Linked DNA regions of Homo sapiens: all the other regions are linked to region 5. A link is a loop called in an ENCODE intact Hi-C map of the cell type or tissue named here. Cell type or tissue: heart left ventricle. All regions are shown on one strand.

The links. Hi-C counts contacts between places; a loop is a spot of excess contacts. Peaks named below come from ENCODE experiments on the same cell type or tissue, not always from the same donor. Only the 100,000 strongest peaks of a DNase experiment are listed, where the experiment ranks them.
Region 1: a loop joins it to region 5, with 10 times the contacts of the local background. A loop is called at or near these places in 75 of 110 quality-filtered maps.
Region 2: it touches region 5 in a loop (4-fold over the local background); 25 of 110 quality-filtered maps call a loop at or near these places.
Region 3: it touches region 5 in a loop (9-fold over the local background); 98 of 110 quality-filtered maps call a loop at or near these places.
Region 4: it touches region 5 in a loop (4-fold over the local background); 26 of 110 quality-filtered maps call a loop at or near these places.
Region 6: a loop joins it to region 5, with 4 times the contacts of the local background. A loop is called at or near these places in 33 of 110 quality-filtered maps.

The regions. Positions count from the first base shown.
Region 1 is chr1:94,479,511-94,483,510 of GRCh38, forward strand. ABCD3 (ATP binding cassette subfamily D member 3) reads left to right here. Exons shown (of 23, transcript NM_002858.4): 9 at 954-1,096; 10 at 3,660-3,729. Among named protein-coding and RNA genes, the nearest start is that of F3, 60 kb to the right of the region's middle. In heart left ventricle, CTCF peaks have their summits at 2,121 (motif pointing right) and 2,139 (motif pointing right); no DNase peak of the experiment used is centred here.
Region 2 is chr1:94,656,453-94,660,452 of GRCh38, forward strand. All of the region lies in intron 3 of SLC44A3-AS1 (SLC44A3 antisense RNA 1), which reads right to left. Among named protein-coding and RNA genes, the nearest start is that of MIR378G, 87 kb to the right of the region's middle. RefSeq lists an enhancer at 2,855-3,373. In heart left ventricle, no CTCF peak of the experiment used is centred here; a DNase peak (open chromatin) is centred at 1,519; H3K27ac peaks cover 1,040 bases.
Region 3 is chr1:94,511,838-94,515,837 of GRCh38, forward strand. ABCD3 (ATP binding cassette subfamily D member 3) reads left to right here. Exons shown (of 23, transcript NM_002858.4): 22 at 3,309-3,365. Among named protein-coding and RNA genes, the nearest start is that of F3, 28 kb to the right of the region's middle. In heart left ventricle, a CTCF peak has its summit at 2,459 (motif pointing right); no DNase peak of the experiment used is centred here.
Region 4 is chr1:94,539,199-94,543,198 of GRCh38, forward strand. F3 (coagulation factor III, tissue factor) reads right to left here and starts at 2,561. Exons shown (of 6, transcript NM_001993.5): 1 at 2,339-2,561; 2 at 1,059-1,170. The coding sequence starts at 2,438. LOC124904223 (a long non-coding RNA gene) reads left to right here and starts at 2,776. Exons shown (of 2, transcript XR_007066234.1): 1 at 2,776-4,000. RefSeq lists a silencer at 2,481-2,760. In heart left ventricle, a CTCF peak has its summit at 2,467; DNase peaks (open chromatin) are centred at 2,723 and 3,203; H3K4me3 peaks cover 4,000 bases; H3K27ac peaks cover 4,000 bases.
Region 5 is chr1:94,799,700-94,803,699 of GRCh38, forward strand. The region is part of intron 1 of SLC44A3-AS1 (SLC44A3 antisense RNA 1); the gene reads right to left. Among named protein-coding and RNA genes, the nearest start is that of SLC44A3-AS1, 19 kb to the right of the region's middle. RefSeq lists enhancers at 2,595-2,674, 2,755-2,814. In heart left ventricle, a CTCF peak has its summit at 2,487 (motif pointing left); a DNase peak (open chromatin) is centred at 2,678; H3K4me3 peaks cover 496 bases; H3K27ac peaks cover 2,001 bases.
Region 6 is chr1:94,597,696-94,601,695 of GRCh38, forward strand. All of the region lies in intron 1 of LOC105378861 (a long non-coding RNA gene), which reads left to right. Among named protein-coding and RNA genes, the nearest start is that of MIR12133, 56 kb to the left of the region's middle. In heart left ventricle, a CTCF peak has its summit at 1,968; no DNase peak of the experiment used is centred here.

The DNA.
Region 1 (4,000 bases), 320 kb before region 5:
AATTCCTGCTGAAGAGGAATTACAATGTGGTAAAACAGGTAGATAGTCAAACAATTATGATGCAGCATGATAAAGTTTAGTAATAGAAGTTTCAAGAAAGTATTTAGTGCCAAGAAGAACTGGAGGTGATATCTGAGCTACTTTGGGGAGGTAAGTAAACATCCATTAGATTATGTCAGGCTTGCCAAACATAAGAACAACCTCACTGAATGGAAACTGTTCAGGAAACATTTATATATTTTAGTATGGCAGAGTATAGGGTATATAGGGGAATGAGGGAAGTGCCTATGATGAACTTGGAAAGGTATGCTTCAAGCATACCTTTCTTTTTCTCTTGGGATGGTCAATGGGTGATGAGGTCACGTACAAAGTTATTAATACATAGTACAGCAGCTGGAAGCAAGATGTACACGCAGGGAAAGACAGAGCTCGTTCAGGGGGAGCTGAACTTGAGGCATCTGCACAGTATTAAGGTAAAGATGTGTAGTACTTATTTCTTGGGTTCATAAGAGTGATAGGACTAGAGGTATAGATTTGAGATGAGAAGAGAACTAAGGAAGGAGTTTGAGGGAATATTAACATTAAAAAAGAAGGCAAGAAAAAGAGGTCTAAGAATTATTGTGGAATCTTAAGAGATTATCAAGAAGAGTTCCAACAGGAGAGTGTTAGATAACATAGAAAAACTGTGAACTGCAATTAGGAGTTTTTAGGTGAGCAAAATGTAGGAGAGCTGAGGGATAAGCTACAGTGGTAAGAGGAAAAGCCCATGAGTAGTAAAAGTGTAGAGGCTACTGTGTACTTTTTCAGAAAAAAAACAAAGGGAAAAAATTACCCAGTAGGGCAATTTCTTTCAGTCATTGAGGTTAATTATAAAAATTGTACATGTTTGTATCTAAGTGAATTTATTATTATATCCCAGAACTTTGTGTATCTTTCTCTCCCAATAATAATAGGGCCCAGCGAGCATGATGGCCTACTTGGTTGTTTCTGGGCTATTCCTAACTCGACTTCGAAGACCCATTGGTAAGATGACAATAACTGAGCAAAAGTATGAAGGAGAATATAGATATGTTAATTCTCGGCTCATCACAAACAGGTAAAGACAAATGCATTAAAGCCTTGCTAAAAATTAATTTCTATGGATATTGATGTCATTTAAATTGACTCCAAAAAGTCTAGTGACACTGTTACTGTAATAATGTGCATATTGTGTTGAAAATATACATTATGAAAGAGACTAGTTTTATAAAGTAGTAATCATGAATATTTTGAACTCTTTTTCTTACTAACCATGTAGTATTCCTGATTCACCTGTTCATACCTTCTGTTGATGAATTTTCTGTTAATTTTACTTCAGACATAATCAGTTTACAATTCAAATTTCAACTTACAATACCTGTTCCAAGACAATTTTGTCTCAATTTTTCCACAAATATTTTTATTTTGACTGTTCATAATGCTCAATGATTCACTGTCACTGCATGTGCCTCTACCTATTTTCTAGAGTTTTTTAAATGTAAGATAGGAAGAAAAAGTGTGGACTTTGGAGCCAGCCATACTAGCTTCAAAATCTACCTCTTCCACTTATCAGTTGCATGTATTTGATTTTAGCGAATTATTCATAGTTTCACTTTTGTTTATAATAGGTAGATAATATAGGGTTGCAATGAGGATTAAATTTGATAATACATATAAAGCTTCCAGCTCAGTTTTTTATATGGAGCAACTGCTCAATAAATGTTCTCATATATTGATCTGTTAATGTTAAGTCATTTTGAGGGTTCTAATATGTATTTAATATTCTACTCTATAGGCATTTGCAAATGACAGTTCCCTCTTCCTTTATTTCCTTGGATTGCTAAAATAGTACAAGTTTTAAATAGGGTTTTTTGCTCTAGGGAGGCAGCGGAATAGAGTTAAGAGGTGATTTGCCAAGTAAATGAAAGATGCCTTTTAGTGAAAGAAGCAGAAAGCATGACTCATGGCTCCAGTAATAAGAACACTCACTGCTTCACGTGAGAACCCTTAAGACAGGGCAGTTCCAGGTATGGCATTATCAGGGCTCTGGCTCTCTGGTGTTCTCTTGGCTCTGCCCTGCTTTGTATGCTGCCCCATTCCTCGGGCTAATTCTTCTTGTGACCACAAGATGGCGATAGCAGTTACAGATTTCACTAGCTCCTCTCCCCTGCAGAAAGCTCCAGAAACAAAAAGGGGCCATCTCGCCTGGTGTGTCTTTATGAGAGCAAAGAAACCTTTCCCAAGAGTCCCACAACTGACTTTCCCTCATATCTTATTGGCTGGAATGGTTACTTGACCATGCCTAAAGCAATCACAGCAAAGTGATTGGCTTAGACCAGTTGGGACCCTAAATGGGGTTGAGGCATTCCTAAAGCATTAGGGTACATGGAAAATAATAGATAACTTTACAAAAGTTGGGATTATTTTAGGAAGAAGAACAATGAAGAGAATAGATGTTGGATGGGCAGCCATCAATATTCCAGGATGTTTTATCCTTTCAGATTTTTCATTAAGGCTAAAATGACTCAGTTCAGGAGGAGAATCCTCACCTCATCTTCTTCCATAGGCTTAGGTGTGGAGAGGAGATAGAAGGAAGTTTTTTTAAAAAGTAATTAGAGGTATAGAATTGTAGGCTTCTTATACTCTTGAGTCTCTGTCATTGTGTCAAGGAAACCATGAAACGCGTGACAAATGTGTCATATCTTATGGGAAGTTAATTTTACTTGAAGTGGTTGAGGTAGGTGGTACCTTGTTTTTATGAAAAACGCAGGTCCATTTCAAAATAGAAATATAAAACATAAATTGTTTAGGGGAAAAAAGAGACTTTAAAGAAATATTTCAACCTTGCCTTCTAGACTTCTCTATAAATATTTTTCTCTGCCATAAGAGGTACTTTGCTGGGAAAGCTTACATCATTCCTGTGTAATAGAAAGACTATAAATGTTAGGGTCAGATAGGAGTTATGATTTCAGCTCCCTGACCTGCTGGCTCTGCAACCTTTACAAATTTACTTAACTACACTGAACTTCTCTTCATCTATAAAATACCTTTTTTTTCTAGTCGTGATCCCTGTGGCCCTTGTGGACCCATGCACATCTGCTCAGGAAACGTGGAATTGTTGTGAGGATATGATGGGGTTCCAGGGTTTCCTCCTGGGAGCTGGCACTTTGAAGCCGGTGGGACTTAGCCTGCTTTTCTGTCTTTAAAAGGCTGTATGTCAAGTCATCACTATCCATCTTTTTCTAGCTGTTGCTTTTTCATCTCTTTCTTGTTTGGGCCTGTACTTTAACTTGAAGTCTGCAATGTTGGTCCCAGCCCTGCCTTTCTGTACATCACAGCAACTTCTTTCTCTAATTTCGAATTTCTGAGAATTCGTGCAGTATGTCTTTTGCAGCCAGGATACCTATGCCATAGGTTGCAGTCCAGCATATGATTCAGTCAGGAGTGTATTCCTGTGCTCCGATCAGCTGAGCTAGGAACAGAATCTCAGGTATAGACTGTGGCTTGAGATGCACCAGATAAGCTCTTAGTCACAAAATGTCCATTTAAATACAAACATTCAGCCATCATATACTGTATTTCAATTATTTTCCAAGCATAGGTAACATTAAAATTAATTGCTAAATTATTTTCTTTAATAGTGAAGAAATTGCCTTTTACAATGGGAATAAAAGAGAAAAGCAGACAGTCCACTCAGTCTTCCGAAAACTGGTAAGATAACACACTTGAGGTTCATGTGTTTATGGAAAGGGTTTTTTTTGTTTGTTTGTTTTGCCTATGGCCGACACACATACACACACACACAAACACACACGTATGTATACATATCTTAAAGATTTTTTGAAAAATAGCTATAAAGGATTTTATACTGCATTTTTAATAAAAAATATGAGATTAAAAACTATCATATCAATATATTCAAGTGCCCATTTATAAAATTGCATAGATTTATTAAAATAATATTAAGTGTACCATCTGATCT
Region 2 (4,000 bases), 140 kb before region 5:
TAGAGACCCCCAGACATGATTCTCAGAGTCTGCCCTGACATGTCACCCCAGAAGATCGAGGTCTTTGGTCCTTGAGCCCTTTACTTTGAACACGAGAAGTGTTTGCTCGTGGGATCTACACAAGTCTTTTTTTTTTTTTGGAGATGGAGTCTCGCTCTGTCACCTAGGCTGGAGTGCAATGGCACAATCTCAGCTCACTGCAAACTCCGCCTCCCCGTTCAAGCGATTGTCCTGCTTCAGCCTCCCAAGTAGCTGGGATTACCGATGCCCGCCACCAGGCCCGGCTAATTTTTGTATTTTTAGTAGAGATGGGGCTTCACCAGGCTGACCAGGCTGGTCTTGAACTCCTGACCTCAGGTGATCCACCCCCTCTGGCCTCCCAAAGTGCTGGGATTACAGGCATGAGCCACCATGCCCAACCTCAAGTCTTTTCTGATCCTAACATTCTGGGACCTAATCACTTCAAAGGAGACATGCCATTTCCAGCTGAGGCCCCAAGAGGAATGTTTTATGGTGGACAACTCTGAGGGCTGGCATGGGGCCTGGAGAGGGAATGGAAAGGAAGAAGGGAGCTGATGGGAGGTCCACAAGGACTTTTGTTGAATGGTGGGGAGGGGGCAAGGCAGAAAGCAACTTATGGCATGATTCTACCCAGAGACAGCCCAGCCTTTGAAAACTTGCCTCGCCCAGAGTGAGAAAGATTTAAACAACACACACACACCCACACACACACCCACATACGCCCCCCCATCATACATATATTCCATGCATTTCTTAATTAAGGGAATGCTAACATTTCTTTAAAGTACAGTTCTTAAAATGATATTTGGAGACCACATTCTTTAACTTGTGAGAATATACCTCCAACCTCTTAATAAAATTGTGATTAAAAAAAACTTTCTCTAATTGTGGCTAAATTTGATGTCATTGATTAAAATGTATGCCAATTTGCAACATTAATAACCTTGTTGCTATGCCTGTTCTACCAAAACCCTTTTCCTAGTATTTCTTACATCACCACACATCTGAAAAAGTTTCTTTCATGCGCGTCCGTGTGAAGAGACCACCAAACAGGCTTTGTGTGAGCAACATGGCTGTTTATTTCACCTGGGTGCAGGCGGGCTGAGTCCGAAAAGAGAGTCAGCGAAGGGAGATAGGGGTGGGGCCGTTTTATAGGATTTGGGAAGGTAATGGAAAATTACAGTCAAAGGGGGTTGTTCTCTGGTGGGCAGGGGCGGGGGTCACAAGGTGCTCAGTGGGGGAGCTTCTGAGCCAGGAGAAGGAAATTCACAGGGTTAATCACTCAGTGAAGGTGGGGCAGGAACAAATCACAATGGTGGAATGTCATCAGTTAAGGTGGGGCAGGGCCTTTTCACTTCTTTTGTGATTCTTCAGTTACTTCAGGCCATCTGGGCATATACGTGCAAGTCACAGGGGATGCGATGGCTTGGCTTGTGCTCAGAGGCCTGACAGTTTCCACTGGGCTTCTCCCCTCCAAAGAGTTCCTGGGATGGCCTTGGGATCCACGTGGTGGGAATCAGCCCACAGGTGGGGGAGGGGAAGGTGCTCTTCACCTGTGTTGCATCAGCAGCGTGAGCTGCTGCTATCAAGTGTTGAAAAGAATGTGAGACAAAAAGAGATAATATTTGAAATGGAAAGAAAATAGTATTACTAAGCCAAGTGATCAAATATTGCCAATTTTGCTTGCCAGCTATCATGAACTGATAACAAATTAGCAAAAGGCCAAACTTACATGCACGAAGTTGTCCTAAGCAGTGGCCAGATCCAGACATAACACATATCTCTAGATATCATTCATGGCTTACAAGCTTTGTAGTCTTTGCCCTGTGATGAGGCTATCCTCCCAGCGGGGTAGGAGGAAATGATTCCTTGTGCTCTAGCTGGTTGTAGTGGCTTATACTCTGGCCAGGAGGTCAGAAAACTGTCACAGAACCAACTCTACTCATTATTTGCTGTGTGCTTTGGCCAAGTCTCCTAACTCATTGGAGTCTGTATTTCTTTATCTCTGAAATGACAGCAACACTCAACACACGTTGACTGAGGACAGACTGTATGCTAGTCTGAACTATGTGTGAGTGAACACATAGTCATCACTTCCATGAGAGTGGAATAGTCGATATAAAACTCAGTACCACATGTGAGTGACTCCAAATATTACAGCATCCTCATTTGCTAAATGAACTCTTAAGAAAAGGTTTTTACTTTTATATTTGTTGATATTAAAATATATCAGGATGTTAATTAAATAGACAAATGTCTGTGCATAATAATGTGTTATTTTAATTACTTATAGGTAAAATCACATGCTATTCATTAATTTGTAAATCTTGATTAAAATGTTGAGTTTTCATTATATATTTAAAAATCACAGCCAGGCACAGTGGCTCACGCCTGTAATCCCAGAACTTTGGGAGGCCAAAGAGGGCAGGTCACCTGAGGTCAGGAGGTCAAGACCAGCCTGGCCAACATGGTGAAACCCCGTCTCTACTAAAAATATTTTTTTAAAAATTAGCCAGACATGGTGGTGGGGACCTGTAATCCCAGCTACTCAGGAGGCTGAGGCAGAAGAATTGCTTGAACCCAGGAGATGGAGGTTGCAGTGAGTTGACACGGTGCCACTGCACTCCAGTCTGGGTGAGATAGTGAGACTCCGTCCCAAAAAAAAAAAAAAAAAAAAAAAAAAAAATCACATCATGTTTATAATGCAGAAATACTGCCTTTACCCACTCACAATGCAATACTTTTAATCAAATTCTTCCAGTGCACTTTTGATATCAGTGTTTTGACATTCCCTATGGCCAGTCTTCAAGCCCATTTTTCAGAGCACAGCATCTTCATATTCATCTGGATTGCTTGAGATTCAGCACTTCTTGAATCTAAATATGATGTTGTCATTGAAAATTATACCTCATGCCATGATAGTTTTTTCCCTATTTGTGATCTCATAAGATAACTGTCACGCCTCTGAGCCCAAGCTAAGTCATCATATCCCCAATGACCTGCATGTATACATCCAGATGGCCTGAAGCAACTGAAGATCCACAAAAGAAGTGAAAATAGCCTTAACTGATGACATTCCACCATTGTGATTTGTTTCTGCCCCACCCTAACTGATCAATGTACTTTGTAATCTCCCCCACCCTTAAGAAGGTTCTTTGCAATTCTCCCCACCCTTAAGAAGGTTCTTTGCAATTCTCCCCACCCTTAAGAAGGTTCTTTGTAATTCTCCCCACCCTTGAGAATGTACTTTGTGAGATCCACGCCCTGACCCCAAAACATTGCTCCTAACTCCACCGCCTATCCCAAAACCTATAAGAACCGATGATAATCCCACCACCCTTTGCTGACTCTCTTTTCGGACTCAGCCTGCCTGCACCCAGGTGAAATAAACAGCATTTTTGCTCACACAAAGCCTGTTTCTATGCAGCCACAAAAATTGATGAGTTCATGTCCTTTGTAGGGACATGGATGAAGCTGGAAACCATCATTCTCAGCAAACTATCTCAAGGACAAAAACCCAAACACCGCTTGTTCTCGCTCATAGGTGGGAATTGAACAATAAGAACACATGGACACAGGAAGGGGAACATCACACACCGGGGACTGTTGTGGGGTGGGGGGAGGGGGGAGGGATAGCATTAGGAGATGTACCTAATGCTAAATGACGAGTTAATGGGTGCAGCACACTAACATGGCACATGTATACATATGTAACAAACCTGCATGTTGTGCACATGTACCCTAAAACTTAAAGTATAATAATAATAAAATAAAATTAAAAAAGAAAAGCCTGTTTGGTGGTCTCTTCACATGGACACGTGAGACAATAACCACATATCCTTCAAGTATGGTATATTAATAATGTTGACTTTCAACATGATCTTTATATGGTTTGTTTACTGTGACCTCCAACACTCAACAATTGAGAGGTCAGAGCCTCAGGAATAATTGCCAAACGTGTCAGATTTCTTTGCCACTT
Region 3 (4,000 bases), 290 kb before region 5:
TCCATCAGCTCCTTTAAGCACTTCCCTGTATTGGTTATTCTAGTTATACATTCTTCTAAACTTTTTTCAAAGTTTTCAGCTTCTTTGCCTTTGGTTTGAATTTCCTCCCGTAGCTCGGAGTAATTTGATCGTCTGAAGCCTTCTTCTCTCAGCTCGTCAAAGTCATTCTCCGTCCAGCTTTGTTCCGTTGCTGGTGAGGAACTGCGTTCCTTTGGAGGAGGAGAGGCGCTCTGCTTTTTAGAGTTTCCAGTTTTTCTGCTCTGTTTTTTCCCCATCTTTGTGGTTTTATCTACTTTTGGTCTTTGGTGACCGTGATGTACAGATGGGTTTTTGGTGTGGATGTCCTTTCTGTTTGTTAGTTTTCCTTCTGACAGACAGGACCCTCACTACTGATTTCTTCTCTTCTTTCCTCCCTTTTTCCTTTTTTTCCTTCCTAAATGATATAGAAATTTTAGGTAGTCATGTAAAAGATATCTCATTGATATATAAATGAGATATAAAAGATACCTCATTTATGTAAAACAACATATTTAAATCTCTTTATAATTCTCTTTATATATGGGAAATATATTTAAATATGTTGTTTTATATAAATGAGATATAAAAGATAAAAGATATAAAAGATACCTCATTTATATAAAACAACGTATTTAAATCTATTTCACTTTACCTCATTACTTAGAGTTAATAAACTGACCTTTTCTTAATTTTTCCATTAACTTTATCTAAACATTAGAGTTTTTTTATGAATAAAACTCAACAATAATTATTTGGCAATTTTTAATTTATCCGTTTTATTTTCTAGCCTGAGCAATATTTTACCAAAGCTGCTTTTAGTAGCTAAGTCTGAGGCTATCTTTATTGGTTCCATTCTTTAAGTAATTATTCAATAGTATCAGTTTTCTTTCTTTGAGAAATTGTTACCAACATCTATACTATGGTTAAATTTTGGAACAAATGTAGTATATCCTAGCTGTTTTATAGTTTCTATATAAGTAAATGAGGTAGATGAGGATTTTTAACATTTTGTATGTGTTCTTTGGGAGTTCTCAATAAATAAAAAAGGTCATATTGAGTATATATATTATGAATTCCTACTATTCCAAGTGTGTTCATGATCAGCAGCAGCAGTGTCACCTAGGGGTTTGTTAGAAATGCAGAATTTCAAGCCCTGCTAAATCAGAATCTGCATTTTACCAAAATTCTAAGATGATTCAAATGCGCATTAAAGTTTGAGAAGCACTGGCGTGATGATGAAAGAATTTGCTATTCTTTGTAGAAAGATTTTAACTACTGATTTTATCTTGTTAATGATTTATTTTCTATTCTTGAATTTGCTTTGGTAATATATAATTATACATTTGTTCATGTTGGTTTTCAAATATATAGGTATTAGAGATGTTTATGGTATTCTCATGTACATAAAACCATGTAGTCTGCAGTTGATTCAATGACATAGCAGCTCTTTGCTGGTAATTTTGACCACGTGATTTCCTCTTATGCTCTAGCTATAGGCTTGAAGTCCCCACATAAGACTGTATAAATTCTATAAAACATCAGTTCCATTTAAAAGAAAATTCATATGGGGCCTCATTGATAATTTAAATTACTGTGATACCACTTAAACATGTATAAACATGATGAGGTGTGAATTCCTTAAGCTTAGAGCTCTTTTACAGCTACAAAACTAATATAAACTTACACATTAAATACATTAAATACAGACAAAACTTAAATACAGTTTCAAATTTACAACATTAAAGAGACCTATGATACCGTTTAGATGAAACTAAACCAGTGGTTTGGGATTTAATTAAGGAAAGATAGAATCTGAGGTTCAAATTTCATTATTTTGCATTTTGCTTTTTATTTTGACTTATATACTTCATATATTTTTTATATCCTCATGTAAAGAATGTGTGCATTAAGTAGATGTCTAATCCAATTATTGTAGTATCATAAACAGAGAAATAATATCTTAAATGAGCTCTGAAAAATCAGAAAAGTGTGGTATGGTTGAAATATATGTTTTATTAATACTGATAATATGCTTATTTTATTATGCAATTCCTAACCAATTTAAGAACCTTTTTACAGTGCAGCCAAACTTATTACACATTAGAAGTTTTATTTTATATCACTTTGGCAATCAGAGGTGTAGATACAAACCGAGGAACTTGAATCTCATGGTAAAAATGATCTAGAATATACTTATAATGATCTTTTAAAAATTATCATCAAAATGAAAATAAAATTAAGAAACCATGGTGGAAATTTCCCAGATGCCCTAAGCATGCATTTGCCAGCCTTGAGTGATCCACTTGGAGGAACAGTGACCCAGAGTGGGGTTTCTCAGTCCTGGCACTATTGACCTTTTCACTGTTAATTCCTAGTTGGGCAGGGTTGAGGGTTGCTGTGCACTGGAGGATGTTTAGAAAGCATCCCTGGCCTCTGCCCATTAGATGGCAGTAGTGCTTTCAGTTGTGAAAATAAAAATGCCTCCAGTCATTGCCAAATGTCCCCCTGAGGGACAAATATCACTGACCTCCCCACCTTGGTTGAGAACCACTGATCTAGAGCAACTACAGCTATTATCTATTAATGTTTTTTTTTTTTTGAAAATCTGAAGTACAGATCTATAAATACGTATTCACAATCTGAAATCCAGAAAGTGCTTAAATTTAAAACATTTTTCATAATTTTGTAGCAAGCTCACTGGGTAAAACTTCGCCTAAGCTAACAAAAGATATTTAAACTCTATATGTCTCAATATCAGTGTCCATGTGTGTTGCTACAGAAACATTTATGTGTTTAATTATAAAATTCTGCCTCAGAACTCTCTGGGGGTGTTAAATAATACATTTTCAAAATCTGAATTCCAAGACACATTCCAAAACAGTAGTTTACGGTAGGGGATTATGACCCTGTATTTGAAAAGCAAGTTGACTGTCAACAATGCTATACTGATTTAATTTTTCCTGATTTTGACCTTTGGCTATTTTTATCCTTCTCATATTCCTCTCATATATTTTTCACAATAAAATAGGAGACATGATAGGAGATATGTTTTTTGCCCAAAAGAAAATAATACACTTAATGCCAGTACCTGGTAGTTTTTATTATGTGGTTGATGGCCAGTACTTTCCATTGCTATAAACATTTTGCATCCAGTTGTAAATTTTTTCTCATTGACATTGCTTTTTAACTTTAGTCACTGAAGACTGTCCTCTTAACAGCTTAAAGTACATGGACTAGTTTAATTTGTGACTCTGTTACTCATTAAACCTAAATCATTTTCTTTGTATTAGGTTGGCATCACTCTCTTCACTGTGTCTCATAGGAAATCTCTTTGGAAACATCATGAGGTTTGTATTTCTTTCATTGAATGGTACAGTGAAATTTTATTTTCTTTAAAATATGAATTCAGGTTAATATGGTTTTAGATTTTATGGTTTGTATTCCCTTAAACATATGTCTTAAGGAGAAAAGGTGGTTTTGTTTTATAAAATAGGATTTTCTTAAATATTATAGTTGTCAGTTTTGAAAGCAATGGTGTAACAGTTTTTCTCCAGTTTTATAAGTGACTCTTATCTGTTAATAGTAACTGACTAAACTTTGCATAGTCTTATCACAAATATGGTGAAGTAAACTTTTCTTATCCAGCAGTGACAGAGGAGAAAAAGTCTTAAGAAGAATTAGATGGCAAAAAATTTAGGGACATTTTTAATAGAGGTCAGGACTACAAGGGGGAAGATTGAATAACATAAGCTATGTTTATCAATGTACTGTAGTAAGTAGGATTCATTAGATAGTCACTATAATTTACAAAGATATTCAAATGAGGCTTACATTGGTGCACGTGTATTACTTATTCTGGTGCTTCAGTAGTGCCATTCTCACTATGTCAGTTCTTTTCAACTCAATGTGAAATGCTCAAAACCTGAAAGTAAACCCAGTTTAATTCTCTTTATTTTCTTTCCTCCTCCCTCCCTCCCTCCCT
Region 4 (4,000 bases), 260 kb before region 5:
TAATCATTATTTCATGTTATGAAATTCCTTCATCTTTCTCTCCCCCCACCCCCATACATATCCACACATGCATGCACGTATGCATGCAAGTTCTCCTTGCTGGTTTGGCAACTACTGTCATGAAGTTCATTTTGAAAAACAAGAACATTCACTTAAAAGATGCATCGTTATCTAGAAGTTGCATTCCTAATGCTGTAAAAGGCCTGGCACAAGCTAAAACAAAACAGAACAGCAAAATACCTTTTGTTTTAGCTAGTGCTACTTTTGTACTTTTATGTAATTAGCATTAAAATAATTTCCACAGCAGCTATTCTCTATTTCATAAGATCTCTACCAAGCCTCCTAGAACATTTCAAAAACCAAAAACTTGCCAAGAATATGGTGAAAACCATCAAGGAAGTCATAACCTTTAGATTGAACATGCTGAATTATCGCCTCCTGGGGACAGCTGCCAGTCAGAGTTGAGGCACCAAGAAGCAGAGCCACACCAGACCCAGAGGGTGCAGACAGCAGAGTATTTCTGCTCTGCCAGGCTCAGTGAGTCACGCATTTGGCCTCCTCCACTAAGATCATGTATTCTACCAGATTTCGATTCATGGAGTCCAAAGATGAATGAATCAAACACTGCTTAAGGGCAATGTATACATTGGGATTCCTCCCCACCTCTTCCCTAAGGTGTTAGACATTGTTCACAGTCTAGACAGCAACAGAAAAAGACATCAATGTTTAGATGAGATTAATTAATCTATCATGACCCAAAGCACACTTCAGTGCCTACTCAAGATGGTTCATCTCTCCACAGTTTATACTCCACTTAGGAACTCTCCCATCATTTCCAAAAACAATTAAAACAATTAAAATGTTCTATCAGTTTAAGGTCTGGAAATGTTGCAGGCCTAATAGAGTATGACACCGGCCAGCGAATTGCCAAGAATCCCTTCTTCTTCGTCATCTGTTAAATAATTTCATCCAGTAATCAGCTTTAAAGACATTCTTGTTCAGCATAGGACAGTAGAAACATCAAAGACCTTAATTTTCTTTTTCTGTACCCAGCTTACCTTATTTGAACAGTGTAGACTTGATTGACGGGTTTGGGTTCCCACTCCAAAATTGTCTTGAAATTAGTTGATTTCCAAGTTAAATTATATGCTGCCACAGTATTTGTAGTGCCTTTAAACAACAGAGAAACAGCTATTATTACATGCACTTCAGAGCACTCGAATGTATTGATGTATAAAACACCTTCCCACCTGACATCACCATAAACCTCACTTTTTATTTTTCAACCACAAAAGCTTCATTAGTGAATTATCAAGAGAAAAAGAATCTTCAAATTTTTTCTAGACCTAGAATTTCTTCATGACAAGATTCACCTTGTAATCCCAGGACACCGGCAAGGATCTTGACATTTTCGTTTGAAATTATTCATGGGCAAAGCCTTGTTATAACTTGACCGGGAAGAGCCCAGAGCCATCAGTGTGCCAGTCCAGGACTCAGCTCAGGAAGAGTCAGGTTCAGCCCGCCAGGAAGGGTTTTCAGTAAGTTATGGAAAAAGATAAATCCCACACGTGTGACAAGAGTTAGGACTGCATACAAATGAAAAAAGCCAAACTTCACTTTTTCCACTTTTATCTGAAATGTCGCTACACTGAAACTTCCACAGAGACCCACGGGGACGTGTGGCCTGTCACACCGTCGGCTGTATTGGATCAGGATTATTTCTTATGAAGGTCTGCTTTGCCAGTACGCAGCAGGTCCCAGTCTCTACGCCGTCCCGAACACCTCGTAGAAATACGGGGCATGCACAACGTTGTACCTGCTCCAATCTAAGCAGCAATCCAGCCCTTTTGGATTGCCTCTACCCAAACCTAGAACAAAGATGGCCAGGAAAAGACCAGGGACGCTCTTTATTAAGGGAAGATGCACATATAATGAAAGATAATATCCAAACCTCTGCACGCCAACACGTGCAGACGCAGGCACAAGTCCTATCATATTGAAGGTCGCAACTCACTGGGAAGCCCTTTCCCCAGAGTTAAAGCGGGAGCTAAAAGTCCGCTTATGCAACAACAGTCCAATTACTCGGACACCCCGAGCAAAACTCTCCAGCGGAAGGGGCAGCGGGGTCTGGGGCGCCAACTCCCTCCCTGCAACTCCCGCCGGCGCCCGACGGACTCGGTTCATTCAAGCCGGGCTGGGTGAGCGCAGCCGAGTCCCGTAGGCGCGGGGGACAACATGGGCGCCCCGGGGAACCAGGGCGAGCCCGCTGCCAGCCAGGACTGTCGCCTCCCTCCTGCGTGTGGCGCGCCCCGGGCTTCCAGGGGCTGGTGCCACTCACCTGAAGCGCCGGCCACCTGGGCGAAGACCCAGCCGAGCAGGAGCGTCCGAGCGACGGCGGTCTCGGGGCGCGGGACCCGGGGCCAGGCAGGGGTCTCCATGTCTACCAGTTGGCGGCGAGATCGAGCGGGTTCCGTGGCGCCCGTGGGGCTGGGGAGGTTGGGCTGAAGGCGCCCTGGGCCGGCCAGAGGGAGTGCGAGGGGGTGCGGGGAGCTCGCAGTCTTGGGGAGCCGGTGCCCCGCGCGCTATAAAGGGCCGGCGGCGCGCTCTCCCGCGCCTCTGCCCGCCCCCGGCGCCCGCCCCCGCCGCTCCTCCCGACTCCCCGCCCCCGGCCCGGGTCACTTGCCGTCGCGGTGGGCGGCCCCCGGCGAGTCCACACCCCTGCCCCGCCTCCTCCCGGTAGGAAACTCCGGGACCCTGCAAGGGATGACTCACCCCAGTGATTCAACCGCGCCACCGAGCGCGGAGCTGCCCTGGAGGACGCAGGCGGGTCTAGTTGCCCGGGTCCCCCAAGGCCCCCGGATTCACCCAGGCCCGCGACTCCGACGTGCAGCTTAGGTGGGTTGCAGGTCTATGGCAGGAAAGGGAGGGCGCCTTGGAAGAATTCTTCCCTTCCATTTGGTGATAAAGTGGGAGAGGCGGCATTTACAACATTTAATAGAAAGCACGGGCTCTGGGCTCCCCTCGGGCAGCGGAGGGCATTTCCCGGATGCTTTGCCCACCTGGGGCAGAAGCTCGGGACCTGCAGCGAAGTAAACGTGTGGCTGTGAGCAGGGCCCTCTCCCAGCCACGGTGGCTTCTTCTACCCCACGAAGGTCAAGAATACCTGGCCTGCCCACCTCGCGGGGCCCTTAGCGGGTCGCACAGGAGAAAGGCGGTGGGAATGCCGGTGTCAGCCACGGTGTGACCGGCTCGGCTCACAGGTCTGAGGGTCAGTTGGCTCAGGCATCGCCCGGTACGACCAGAGATAGTGACTGAGGAAGAGCAGCCTCACATCTGGCAGTTTGCCTCTGGGAGAATTCCAGCGTGACATCTGCAGCTCTGTGGTTCCAGAAAGGATGGTTCCCACATTGAAGAAGACATCTGTGGGACTGAGTTCCACCGAAATGCAGAGGAACCAAAAATGAAAATGAAAAATGTAACCAGAGTTGTGTGCCACTAGTTTTAAGCTTTGGTTTTTCTAAATTATTTTCTGGCTTCTCCTTCTGGGCTTTGCTGTAAACTTGCCAAGCATGAGAACAACTCTTCATCTATTGAGTGGCATTTTAAGCCATCCTGTCAAAGTATCTCCTGTCATTTTTATTATTATTACTCTATATTGCCTGCAAGACACGACTGGAGAATTCTTAGTGTAAGAATTGTTTGTTTCCTCTCTCCTTCTTTCCCACGTTTTCCCAGGGAAGTCAGTCTTGCATTTTAATGCATACTATATACATATCTCGTTTAGCTTACTGAACCACTTGTTTTAACAGAATAAAACTGTGCAAAATTTTAATTTTCCTCCTTTGCCTGAACTGAAATAGCACATCCAGGTTTAGCCCTTGTAGACTTTCCTTCCTCGAAGCAGAAAGTTGCCCTTGATGATTTCCTCTTTGAGCTCTCTGCCAGCTCTGAAACCCACAAAATTTATGTTTGCAAAACTAAGCCATGCAATCCTCTTTTT
Region 5 (4,000 bases):
CATGCTATCATATAATTTTCAAAAATATTTTAATAACTGTGTAAAGTGTTCTTGAGTGAATAATTTAATTATTTCTTTTTTAAGGAACATTCTGATTGTTTTAGCTATTATAAACAGAACTATAAATAAATTTTGTACAAATTTTGTATGAAAACTTTAATCTTTTTACATATGTAAAATTGTTTTTTTTTAACATGTGTAGAATCCAAAAAATGGAATTACTGTATCAAAGGTCATGAGCTTTTTAAGTCTTAGGATAGTAGTTACAATATTACAACTGACCTGTTATCAAACTACTCTCTATTACAACTGACCCTGTTATCTAATTACTCTCTTCCATTGGAATTGGCATCATAAACTGGTATAATGCTTTAAGAAAGCACTGGTAATATGGATTAATTTATGTGCAGCCAGGTTCCAAAAAGGATTTGAAGCAGTTTACAAAAGCAAACACAGTTAAATAATTTGATTAAGTAGAAAAATCCAGGTAAAAGGGAAAAGTAAGAAAAGAAACAACTAGCATTTATTGAATACTTATTGCATATTAGCACTGTGTTAAATTCATCGTATATAATTTCATTTAATTCCTGCAGCACAGAGGTAAATATTATTATCCCCATTTTCTAGATAAGAAAATGGAGGCCTAGGCCAGGTGTGGTGGCTCATGCCTGTGATCCCAGCACTTTGGGAGGCCAAGGTGGGCAGATCACATGAGGTCAGGAGTTCAAGACCAGCCTGGCCAACATGTTGAAACCCCATCTCTACTAAAAATACAAAAATTAGCTGGGCATGGTGGTGGGTGCCTGTAGTCCCAGTTACTTGGGAACCTGAGGCAGGAGAATCACTTGAACCCAGGAGGCTGAGGTTGCAGTGAGCCAAGATCACACCTTTGCTCTCCAGCCTGGGTGACACAGCGAGACTCTGTCTCAAAAAAAAAAAAAAAAAAAAAAGAGAAAATGGAGGCCTAGAAAGTTAATAACTTGCTCAAATTCACAAAACCAGTAAGAGACAAAACAGTCAAAGTCTGGAATTTGAGCTCTCATCCATTATGCTGCACTTCATGTGGGGATGTACTAAAGTACATTTATTAGGGCTAAGCCACTTTCCAGTGGTCTATGCAGCGACAGAGGAAAATTTAAAGATTTGTGGTATTCATATGTTAAACACAAACCAATTTCTTCTCAGTGTGAGCATACTATTTCATTGCACTCTCTCCAACATTTGGATCATTTTATTTTTAACGTGCATACAGTACTTAAGACATTAGTCAGCGAATGCTATATCACTGTTGTTTTCATTTTAATATCAGGAGTTTACATCTTTCATATGATAATTTATTCCTGTGTCTGCATGTCTTCCTTTGTAAACTGGCCAACATTTTTGCTCATTTTTCTGTTGTTTTCCCCTAAAATTTTTATGATCCTACCTTAGAATAAAGATACAAGGTTTTTAGAAACTATTTGCAGTAGATATGACAATCCCTAGTTTTGAATTCCTATCATTTTACATTAATTTATGTCTGTAGTCAAGTATTTTCCAATATGATTTTCTATTACTTGAAAACTTAGTCCTTCATCCTCTAGAAACTTGGCAAATAGTAAAATTTACATCTGTGAAGTCTTTCTATGATACAATGCCTGTTTAATTCTCATTCATCCAGAATATATTTCAAGCCATGATGTAAATTGAGAACCTATACACTTTCTTTTTATTATTACTGCTTATTTATTATTTTATTCATTTATTTTATGTGTAGCTTTGTTCCAACAAGAATTTTATTTATTCATTATTATTTATGTAGTCCTTCTGTCTATAACATGTAGTTAATTCTTGCACAGTGTATGTAATATGCAGTATCTTTAGGCCACTGAGTGTACTCCACAGAAGTCATCCTTCTGTCACTGTAACCCTATCACGTGCACTGATAACACAAGTACTCCCAAAATGACCCAGTCTCCTTTTGAATTTGATAAATTGCCTGAATATACACTTAGGTAAATTTTAACAATACTTTGCCAAGCCTTCTACCCCACGAAATAATCCTAGTGGATTTAGTTTGAAATAGCATTAAATGTACAAATTAACTTTGAAACAAGTCCTATCTTCACAATGTTTTCCTTTCTTGACATGATGGGCCTTCTGTTTATTCCAGCCTTCTTTCGCATTGCTCATTGAAATTTGTGCCTTTATTTCTATCTGTTACATTTGTTTCCCATTCTGCCCCCACTTTAGTTTCACTTTGTATCTTCCCATTTCCTTAGAGAATGAACAGCCACACATAATGCAATAGGACTTTTATTTAGGGTAGATGAGAAATCCTAGATCAGTTTTCATTTTACTAAACAATTAGTTAACAGAAGCATTGCCTAAGAGGCCTGTGCTCTAACTAGAACGGCAGAGTTCTCCAAGTCATTTGTTTCATCTGGTTAATAACCACTTGAAAGCCCTGTGCTCTCTTTCAAGTTACTTGGCTCCATCTTCTGGTTTGAATTATGAGTACTTGGAGTAAGGGCAGTTAAAAGTTGCCAGAGCAGGGCTGAGACTGGGGTGAGGTGAGTTGCGCATCTAGGGTCCAGATTTAAGGAAGCGTCTGCTCTCAGGCCCCCTGGTGCCTCGTCCACCACACCTGGTCCCAGCCTGCCCCAGGGAACCGGCTGCTGTGAGCCAGCTACCATCTGGCAAGCAGTTGGGAGAGGGAGCCACCGTTTCCCCCATAGCTCTGCCCTGGGCCTGCACAGTGGGAGTTGCTGTCACCGTCCACAAGGAGCACTTGGCCCAGCCTGGCTAATGGGCCCCACTCTTGTTTCTCCAGGTCACTTTTGTGTTTTGTAGATGCAAGAGCCATCTACAGCTGGAACCGACTGACAGCCCAACACCATCTAAATGCTCTTACAAGATCCGTAAAGCCAAATCATTTCCATTTGAGAAGCACTTTGTCTGAACTGTGTTATTGGTCCATGGGTCATGACCTCCCTCTAGCCTGTGCCACCCTAACTGCCCTTAACTGTCCAGAACAACAACCACCCCTGCCCCTGAAGCCTTCCCTGAAAGGCTTCAAGCACAAGAGCTCGTTTTTTAAAAATCCAAGAAGAGCTGAATATGAGCAGATGAAAGCAGCTATAATAAAATGATTATAAAACCTGTATGGGAGGGGGGTTTAGATAGATGTGACACTTGATTCCACAGTCTTTCCATGCTGTTCAAATGCAGAGAGTAAAATATTTTTGGTTTTGTGCTATTTACACTTAGTAGTGTTCCAATATCTTTAATTTGTGAGTATTAAAAACATTCTTTAGTTTTATTATTTTGAAATGAATACTCAGTAAATCTTCCAAAGATGTAGAGGAGGGTTGGGTAAGAGAAACTTATATAAACGTCTTAGTTAACAAAGTGAGGGATATTCTCCTTAGTTAGAAATGGCTCTAAAAACCGAAAAACTAAGATTATAAAATTTAGAATGAGAGATAAAAGGAAAAAGAAAAGCAAAGCAAGGTTGAGGAGCAAATAAGAGGGAAGAGAACATCAGAGAGCAGAAATGTGGCAGGAGCAGGAAGAGGCCCACACACAGTAAGACCCCGGGACAGATTCGAGGCAGCAGACAGGGCTGGGGCATTCAGTGTGGGGCAAATGGGCCTCCCCACCACCACCCCACACAAATTGCTCACAATAATCCTCAAAATTAGCACTTAGTACAATCATTTTTGTTACTAATAATGACTGTATGCCTTTGAGAAAGTTGAGGCACACAGTTCCCCCACTTAAAGCAGCAATATTGATCTATTTCATTATAATGTTATTTGTCTCTTAAATCACTTGTTATAAAAGCAAATAGATATATCAACCCATAAAAGACACAATGGTTTACATTCTTCATGCTCTGAGTGCTGCTGTAAGCCCTGTGACAACAGCTGTGCTTTTTGGCAGTGAACATGAACTCACATCTGTCAGTGCTGTCAGCCATGGAGCCCTCTCCTGTCCCATCCTGAGCTGATATCCAGCA
Region 6 (4,000 bases), 200 kb before region 5:
AGCAGCAGGGAAATCTTCCTGCTTTCCCAAGTCTTCTGCCCTTCAGCAGAGGCAGCAATGTGGTCAAAGGCATGGATTCCAGGGCTGGCCAGACCTAGATTTGAATCCCAGCACTGCTGCTGATGAGCTGTGTAATCTTGGGAAAGTACTTCACTCCCTGGAATCTCAGGTTCTGCCTCAGCAAAATGAGGGTATTGCTCACCTCACATTGCACAGTCATAGTAATGAGGTAAGATCTTCCGTGTAAAGTGACTGTATGGTCCAGCGTGTGGCAAGCTCTCCATGAGTAACAGCTGTTGCTATTTCAGCTCCACCAGATGCTGTGTCTTATAGTGAACCAGGAGAGAATTTTGGAGAGAACACGCATGATAAAGCCCCCTGGGAAAAGTCACAGCAAAATCTCTCAAACCTGAGCTGGAAAAGAAAAGAGTTAGAAAAAAGGTATTTACTAATCACATCCCAGGTGTCCAGCTGTAACTTTACGAGTCTTTTATTTATTTATTTATTTTTACTTTTATTTTTTATTGAGATAAGATCTCACTGTGTCACCCAGGCTGGAGTACAGTGGCAGTCTTGGCTCACTGCAGCCTCAAATTCCCAGGCTCAGGTGATCCTCCCACCTCAGCATCCTGAGAAGCTGGAACCACAGGTGTGTGCCACCATGCCTGGCTAATTATTGTATTTTTTGTAGAGTTTTTCCATGTTGTCCAGGCTGGTTTCAAACTCCTAGGCTCAAGCGATTCACCCGCTTTGGCCTCCCAAAGTGCTGGAATTGAGCCACCACACCTGTGTGTCAAGCTATAATTTTAGGAGTCTTTGTAAAGAGATTTTTCATTTAACGTTTGGAGTAACTCCATGACATTGGAAATTTCATAGAAAGAAATCAGAGCTCAGGAATGTTTCTTTTTGGTTTAGGTTTGGATGCCTATGGCAGAAAAACCTAAAGTAATAATGACTAAAATAGGATAGAACTATATTTCCCTTTCATATGAAAGAAGTTTGTCAATAGACAATTCAGAGCTTATACAATTTTATGTAGTGGAAGGACATGAGCCCTTTTTGTCTTGTTGCTCTCAGCCTTAGCGTCTACCTTTTTTTTTTCTTTTTTTGAGACAGGGTCGTGCTCTGTCGCCAGGCTGCAGTGGCACGTGGCACGTGCAGTGGCACGATCTCGGCTCACCACAACCTCCGCCTGTCAGGTTCAAGTGATTCTCCTGCCTCAGCCTTCCGAGTAGCTAGTACTACAGGCGCACACCACCATGCCTAGTTAATTTTTTTGTATTTTTAGTAGAGACGAGATTTCACCATGTTGGTTAGGATGGTCTTGATCTCCTGACCTCATGATCTGCCAGCCTCAGCCTCCCAAAGTGCTGGGATTACAAGTGTGAGCCACCGTGCCCGGCCTTTAGCTTCTACTTTATGGTCTGATTCCCGCAATCCCCTCCATGTTCCAGCCAGCAGGCAAGAAGAAGGAACAAAAAAAGAGTGCACTCGCTTTTTTCAAGAACACCTCCTGAAAGTCGAATACATTGCTTTCACTTATAACTCATCAGCTAAAACTTAGTCACATGGCTAGACCTAGTTGCAAGGGAGGTTGGGAAATGTAGTGTTTATTGTGGGAGGTCATTTACCCCACTAAAAATCCGGGCTTCTGATACGAAGGAAGTAAAGAATGGCTTTGGGACCAAACAACCAGCAATTTCTGCTTTTGGTGTGAAATAGCGTGCCCAGAGTTTCTCAGTTGTGCCCTGTCTGCAGAAGACACTGCATACCCCAGAGGCAAGTAGTAAGGACAGGGTGGGGGGCCGGAAGGGTGGGAGCTTAGCATAATGTCCACCCTCAAATTTGGGAGGTGGCTGTAGGGTTCCCGGCTGGCTCTCCTGCAATTCCAGTTACTTTGCCAGGAGCCTGGAGGACTCAGCTAACTGCCTGAATCTTCACTGCCACCTGGCTTTAGCCAGTGGTCACTGGTACTGAAGCCTGTTGCAGCCTGCAAGCCGGAGCGGAGAGGAAAAATTTCAAAGTCAGTGTTGAAATCATCAGGAGGAGTAAAAAGTAGAGCCATTTTTATTTCTTTCCAGGTCCCTGACCTCAGTTTCTCTTTGAGAGTGGTGGATTTGTGGTTCAGCTAATATTTAGTGAGCATCTACTTTATGCAAGACCCCAGATAGGCCCGAGGCAATACAGACTTGAGTGGACAGGGTCCTACTTTCAGGATCATAGATGTGTACACAGATAACTCTACGGCAAGGCCCCGGAAAAGGTAAAGTGAGGTGGGCAATCAGCCTAGGGGGTTGGGGGAACATTCAGGAAACAGAAGGCATTTGAGCTTGGCTTGGAGGAGCAGTTGGAATAGTGATTAGAGTAACTTGGGGAAATGGTCAAAGGGCACCCCAAAGAAAGAAAAGAAGAGCAGAAAGGGCCTGAGAAAAAGTAATTAACGTAGAACCATTGGAGTTTATGGAGGCTGTGTGGTGTGTGTGTGTAGTGTGTATGTGCATGTTTTTAGAATGGACATGGGCATGGAGATGGGGTGGAATGAGATGAGAGAAAAAACTGGGAAAGTAGTTTGAAGTAGCTCGCAGCAGGCTGTACATGCTAGAATAAGAACCCCAGGCTTTATTATGTAGAAAGGAGAAAGTCATCAAAAAATTTTGAAAGGGGGTAACATAATAGGCTTCCCTTTCTGTCATATATATATATATATATATATACATATTTTTTTTAATATAAAGCAGCAGACATTCTCTAAGAGGGCCAAACACCAACACAAGTCACAATAGAGAGGGCTTATTATCGGCATTTTCAGTTTTCCATTTACAGACATTCTATAGTTAGATGATGACAAATTTCCATGGGAAAAGCTCAAAGTGTGGAATGAGCATAGTTCTGTTCCCATCTGAATAGGTTGTCACTAGCCAAGGTCACTGGGGAGGAGGCTCTAGAGACTTGTCCAGATACAGCTTCTCTCTCTGTGGGTTAGACTTAGCCTGACTCCCCAGGAGCAGGGCAGCCTCACCTGAATGGTAGCTGAGCAGGGCACTGAGCAGGGAGGGACAAGAGCTTCCTCTGCCCAAGCCCAGGGCACCTGGAAAGCCAGCCTCCTCTCCTGGAGGAAAGGAGGAGATTGAGAGGGTGACCCGGGGTGGTGGACAACTGCATCCCTCATGTTCTCTGCCACTTCCACCTACACTGTTGCAGTGTCTGAGAAACTTATCAGAACAAGTTCTCCTGTCCATTAAATAGCATTTAATCCTCCGAGGAGCCTTAAGAATTGGGAATATGCTACATTTTACTCTGGAAAATATGTTTAGTTTTTTGGTACTCACTGAAAACCTGGTGCATGGGAGACTGAAAAAAATAAAATGATGTTTTATGCACATGAAAGCAGCAAGTTATGTCAGTTACTTCATCTGTTACCAAGGATTTGGGAATTTTAGAGGCTCACTGGGTAAAAGCAGACTTTATTTTCATTTCCTAGACTGAAACAATATAGGGTTGTGAGAAGTTTAACTGTAATTTTTTTGTCATTGTTTAAAGCTGCAACTTTGAACATTGTGCTGAAACTTAGATCTGAGAGATCAGCAGATCTATATAGTAGCATCTGATTTGTCAGGGATCATCAGGGGATGAGGCATTTCAGAGAAATAAAATATTCCAGTATTTAAATCATATCTCTTGAGGGTCTTAATGTTTGTGTTAATCATTTTTTGATGTAAGAGTTTCCCAAATCTCCAGCTAACCCACTGCCTTGTGAAACAAGAATGCAGTATCAGATCCCATTTGCCCTGCTGATTTAAGAGCATTTGTATGAAAGCCAGTTATCAGATCATTCTGATGCACTGCCCTCTGAGGCTACCAAAACTTGTTGGGTGTTTACCCCTGTCTTCAGCGGACCCATTTGTCATCATCCTATAATTCTGTTAGCCATAAGTACCCCCAGTATATTTTCCTGGGCAAGAATGTGGTATTTCTGTCTGGTGTTGGCATTAGAGGATCT